2 separate regions of the Homo sapiens genome follow, and region 1 is linked to region 2. A link is an interaction called in ENCODE POLR2A ChIA-PET data of the cell type or tissue named here. Cell type or tissue: K562. All regions are shown on one strand. Each heading gives the region's core, and the rest is flanking DNA. Links, peaks and the distances in the headings are about the cores only. Region 1 overlaps PLAGL2 (PLAG1 like zinc finger 2). Region 2 overlaps TM9SF4 (transmembrane 9 superfamily member 4).

Region 1 (2,914 bases), core at 112-2,611, 88 kb after region 2:
GTCTCAAAAAAAAAAGAAAAAAAAGAAAGCCTAAGAGTATGGCCTTGACTGGAGTTCCCTTAACTTATAGGAGCACACAGAGAATCTAAGCACTCCTGAGGACCACAGAATTGTCAAGAGGGCAATCCTGACTACCATGCTACCCTGTTGCCTATTTTAGTCCCTTCCTATTAACTGTTTTCCAGATGAGGAACTGAGGCTTTGTGGTCATCTTGTTCATGTATTTACTTGTTTACTGTCTGTACCCACTATTAAGACCATAAACCCAAGGAGGACCAGCACCCCCATCTGTCTGGCTCACTACTCCGCCCCTTGCACCGAGCACTGTGCCTGGTACAGAGCAAGAGCTCAATAATGTTGGATAGATGAATGGATGGTTGGATGACTGTGCATCAGGCCAATCTATCTCATTTCTTTTTTTTTGAGACGGAGTCTCGCTCTGTCGCCCAGGCTGGAGTGCAGTGGTGTGATCTCGGCTCACTGCAAGCTCTGCCTCCTGGGTTCACACCATTCTCCTGCCTCAGCCTCCCGGTAGCTGGGACTACAGGCGCCTGCCACCGCGCCCAGCTAATTTTTTTTGTATTTTTAGTAGAGACGGGGTTTCACCGTGGTCTCGATCTCCTGACCTCGTGATCCGCCTGCCTTGGCCTCCCAAAGTGCTGGGATTACAGGCGTGAGCCACCGCACCCGGCTGATCTATCTCATTTCTAAAGGGCAAGTTCATGGTTCCTCTAATGCGAAAAGGATAAAATCAAAATTGCTCTTTTTTGTTTTTTTTGAGACAGTCTTGCTCTGTCACCCAGGCTGGAGTACAGTGGCACAATCTCAGTTCACTGCAACCTCCTTCTCCTGGGTTCAAGTGATTCTCCTGCCACAGAGTCCCAAGTAGCTGGGACTACAGGCATGTGCCACCACACCCAGCTAATTTTTAAAAAATTTTTAGTAGAGATGGGGTTTCACCATGTTGGCCAGGCTTGCCTCAAACTCCTGGCCTCAAGTGATCCGCCCGCCTCAGCCTCCCAAAGTGCTGGGATTACAAGTGCGAGCCACCACGCCTGGCCCAAAATTGCTTTTGACCATGCCTCCCCATCCTCACCAAAGCAACCAAAGCTGCTCTTCTCTATCTGCCTTATGTCAGGGCTTTTACGTTTAATTTCACTTTAAGTAGGGGTTCTTGGGCTTACAAGTTTCAGAAAAGCAGCTGCCCCAGTGGGCAACAGGGAGACAGACATAGTTAAATGAGTAAGTAGCAGGCTGATTCAGTAGAAGAGGCACTGCAGGACCTCTGAAGCTGTGTGACCTTGGGTAAGTTATGTCCCTACTCTGAACCTCTACTTTAAAATTTACAGACTGGGCCAGAAGGTCTACTTTTCCTTCTAAAGTTCGAATACTGATTCCTAACTTCTAGCTAAAATTCTGACCATCACCTGACAAAGGTGAGGAAAGCAATATTTAAAAAAAAATGTTCAGGGCTAAGTGCGGTGGCTCATGCCTGTAATCTCACTGCTTTGGGAAGCCAAGGCAGGAGGATCACTTGAGCCCAGGAGTTTGAAACCAGCCTGGGGAACACAGCCACACCCCCATATCTACAAAAAATTAAAAACAACCAGGTGCGGTGGTTCAAGCCTGTAATCCTAGTTACCTGGGAGAATGAGTCAAGAGAATCACTTGAGCCCAGGAATTGGAGGCTGCAGTGAGCTGATTGCACCACTGTACTCTAGCCTGGATGACAGAGCAAGACTCCCATTTCTTAAAAAAACAAACAAACAAACAAACAAAACTCAAGGCTGCCTGACATTGGCACCCAGATCGTCACTAAGAAGGTGTAAGAAGGCCAGGTGCAGTGGCTCACGCCAGCAATCCCAATACTTTGGGGAGGCAACCCATCAGATTCTAGTGTCTGAATCAAGCAATCTGAATCATTTTTTAGTGAGTGACTTCAACTGTTTGGCATTCAGGGTATACTTGTAGGACAAATTAACCTCCACTCTTCTGCCACAGATTAAAAACCCACACTAGGCAGAGTCTCTCTGCTTTTTCCCTCTGGGAACCTCAGGGCAGGAAGAGATATGAGAGTGTCACCTACCTATACAGCTTGTATTTGGAAGCAAAAGCCTTGCCACAGTGCAGCTGAGGGCAGCTATATGGTCTCTGCTCTGGTTGCGGGAGGCTGTGAGGCCTCAGCTTCTCCCCATTTGAGAAAGGTGTTCCCGAAATTTCACATTGGCACTTCACTTGACTCTCCGCCTCCCGGCCCCGAGGCCTGGGAACTAGTTTCCAGCCCACTTCCTCCTCCTGCTTTGCATCTTGAATCCAGGGGGGGACGCTGGTGAAAAATGTGGTCATGGCAAGGCTAATGGCAAAGGGCCATGTTATTGAGAAAGCCTCCCCATCCGCTCCACACAGGCTCTCAGCTCTGTCACAGCCTCCAACGCAGCTTTCAGAAAACAATCTCTTCACCTGAAACATCAGAACACCTGGTGTTAGGGAGCCCAATACCATGAGAACATGGGCTCTGGAAGCAGACAGATCCCGTTCCAATCCCAGCCCTTCCACTTAGAAGCTGTGTGACTTTCAGCCAATTACTTACTTCCCTGAGCTGTTTCCTCATTTATAAAATGGGCATAATAATCTCCTAAATTATAAAAATGTTTTGAGGATTAAATGAGATCATGAATATAAAGCATTCAGCAGAAGGCTGGGCATCCATTAAGTGCTTAGTGGTAGCTACTATTACTAGTACCATCTAGGCTAATAAGAAACAAGATAAACTGAGGAACCAAAAGCCCCAAAACTTCAAACTTTTTCTTCTGGACCTCACTTTTATATCCTTTCCATTGAACCTAGAGATAGCGGTTCCTCCTTCTTATTACCCTGGCACCTCCTCGTCCACTACTTTCCACAATTGTCCTCC
Region 2 (2,914 bases), core at 100-2,599:
AGAGAATGATACAAGATGAAACTGGAGGGAAGCAAGAGCAACTGTTTTGAGAAGCATGCCTGGAAATGGGAAGGACTGCGGTCTACATTTTGTTGTCTGTGGATTGCATTTTGAAATAGTGTTGTATTAGGCTGCTTCCCCTTCCCATCCCCTTCAGGACAGTACTTGAAGGGAGCCAGCTTGTTCTCAGTTGGCACAGAGGCTGTGGAAAGGAGTTTGGATTTTAGTCTAAGCACAGTGGAAGGGACAGTGATTTTTGCCCAGCACAGTGACTCACACCTGTAATCCCAGCACTCTGGGAGACCAAAGCTGGGAGATCGCTTGAGCTCAGGAGTTTGAGACCAGCTTGGACAACATGGCAAACCCCTCTACAAAAAAAATACAAAAAGAAAAAATTAGCTGGGCTTGGTGGTGTGCACCTGTAGTACCAGCTACTTGCGGGGCTGAGGTGGGAGGATCACTTGAACCTCAGTGAGCCCTGATCACTGCACTGCACTCCAGCTTTGGCAACAGAGCGAGACCCTGTCTTAAGAAACAACAACAGGCCGGGAGCAGTGGCTCATGCCTGTAATCTCAGAATTTTGGGAGGCTGAAGCAGGCAAATCACTTGAGGCCAGGAGTTCAACACCAGCCTGGCCAACATGGCGAAACCCTGTCTTCTAAAAATACAAAAATTAGCAGGGTGTGGTGGCACACACCTGTAATCCCAGCTACTCGGGAGGCTGAGGCACAAGAATCGCTTGAACCCGGGAGGCGGAGGCTACAGTGAGCCAAGATCGTGTCACTGCACTGCAGCCTGGGTGACAGAGTGAGACCCTATCTCAAAAAAAAAAAAAAAACAAAAAACAAAACACACCACCACCAACAAAACCCTGCAAGTACGGTGATTTAGTGTTTGTTGTGCCACCTGGGAGTGTTGTACTGAAAACAGTAACTGATTTAAAGAAACTGAGTATGTAACATATGCAGTGACCCACAGAGGCCAGTTTAAAGGGTGCATATGGAGAAACTTCATATCTGGTGCAATAGTGAAAAGGTGTGGAAGCAAATTTATTACAGGGGTATGTGATGAAGGGGCAAAGTGGAGTCACAGGCTTGAGTTTGGTCTGTGTCAGCACTTCATTACACGGAAGTCAGAATAGTCCCCACACCCTCATACACACCCTCATTTCATAACCATTGGGGCGAGGGGGTGCGGTAGACCTACTTTGGAGTGTATGGGTCTCTGAGGTGAGTCATACAGCCAAAGAGGAACTGAACTAGTGGATCCAGTGGCCGTGGGAATAGCTGGGTTGCTGGTTTGTCCTTTGTTTTGAAAGTTAGGGTTGTGGGTGCAAGTGCGGTGGCATGTGAGCTTTTCCCTTTCTCTCTTTCCTTGGTGAATGGCTCTTCTTCCCCAAGGGTTGAGCCGCCAGCTCCCAGAACAATGTCAGTATGGAGGGTGTTTCCTGAACCCGCAGGGCAAGACTTCTCCCTCCATAGAAGATAGCTGGTGTAAACTGAAGTTCTCTTTGATTTTCCTGTCTTCTTCCATCCTTAGATTTAGACTACTCTGTAAAGTTACAGGATACAGTGTTGATCTAGCTAGGTCTGAATTGAGATGCGGGCTCATGTCTCACTCTTTATGGAAAACGGTTCTTGGGAATATTATTTCATTGAAACTTGGGAAATGTCCATTGAGTACATTTCTAGATGTGTCAGGAGTCTAGAAACTTCAGTTTGGAGAATAAAACTCTACTTCCCTCACATCATTGTTCATACTGTTTTGGTTTTTATTATAATCTTCTTTATGGATATAATTCATATGCCATAAAATTCACCCCTTTAAAGTATATAATTTAGTGGGTTTTAGTGTTTTTATAGGTTGTGCATACACTAAATGTGATGGTTATCACCATTGTGTAATTCGGAACATTTCATCACCCCAAAAAGAGAGTCACTCCCTACTCTTCCCTCCCCACAGCCCTAGGCAACTACTAATTTACCTTCTGTCCCTATAGATTTGCCTATTCTGGACATTTTATACAAAGATAATTATATAATATGTGATCTTTTGTGTCTGGCTTCTTAGCATAATGTTTTCAAAGTTTGTTTATGTTGTATCATGTATCAGTAGTGCCGCATCCCTTTTTATGGCTGAATCTTCCCTTGTATGGATGTACCACAGCTTGTTTATCACTCATCAGTTGATGGATATTGGGATTGTTTTCACTTTTTGGTTGTTAGGTATAATGCTGCTGTGAACATTCAGGTGTAAGTTCTTGTGTGAACATACATTCAGTTTCCATGGGTGTATGGAAGTGTATTCCTGCATCAGTTCACACTGTTTTGAGGTTACTTGGGTTTGAGCCACTCCAGAAACAGGAATGGAATAAATGACATCAAGATTCCTTTGTGCTAATGGAGCCAATGCCAGTAGTCCCTCCAGCCCCAGTCAAAGGCACAGAAACTGGTTTTGTTTGTTTGTTATTATTATTTGAGACAGGGTCTCACTCTGTCATCCAGGCTGGAGTGCAGTGGCACGATCATAGTTCACTGCAGCCTCCACCTCCCGGGCTCAGGCGATCATCTTGCCTTAGCCTTCTGAGTAGCTGGGACTACAGGCACGCACCACATCCACCTAATTTTTTAATTATATTTTTCTTAGAGACAGGGTCTTGCTATGTTGCCCAGGCTAGCCTTGAACTCCTGGCCTCAAGCAATCCTCCCGTCTTGACCTCCCAAAGTGCTGGGATTACAGGTGTGAGTCACTGTGCCCAGCAAAAACTGTTTTTAATGGTGAAATAGCGTGCTAATCAGGTTGGATGATAGAGTCCTGGAACAGAAGGCCAGAGGCCTGAACTGTGCCATCAGTCTTGTGTGCAGGAAGTTGCTGTCTCCTCTGGACCCCATGTACAGGAGGACATGAGCTGAC

Evidence for each region. Peaks named below come from ENCODE experiments on the same cell type or tissue, not always from the same donor. Only the 100,000 strongest peaks of a DNase experiment are listed, where the experiment ranks them.
Region 1: POLR2A ChIA-PET joins it to region 2 with 7 read pairs; 6 of 35 experiments call an interaction of 5 or more read pairs at or near these places.

The regions. Positions count from the first base shown.
Region 1 is chr20:32,199,833-32,202,746 of GRCh38, forward strand. It overlaps PLAGL2 (PLAG1 like zinc finger 2), which reads right to left. Exons shown (of 3, transcript NM_002657.3): 2 at 2,087-2,460. The coding sequence starts at 2,346. Among named protein-coding and RNA genes, the nearest start is that of PLAGL2, 6.5 kb to the right of the region's middle. In K562, for the core only: no CTCF peak of the experiment used is centred there; no DNase peak of the experiment used is centred there.
Region 2 is chr20:32,111,871-32,114,784 of GRCh38, forward strand. All of the region lies in intron 1 of TM9SF4 (transmembrane 9 superfamily member 4), which reads left to right. Among named protein-coding and RNA genes, the nearest start is that of TM9SF4, 3.6 kb to the left of the region's middle. In K562, for the core only: no CTCF peak of the experiment used is centred there; a DNase peak (open chromatin) is centred at 1,211.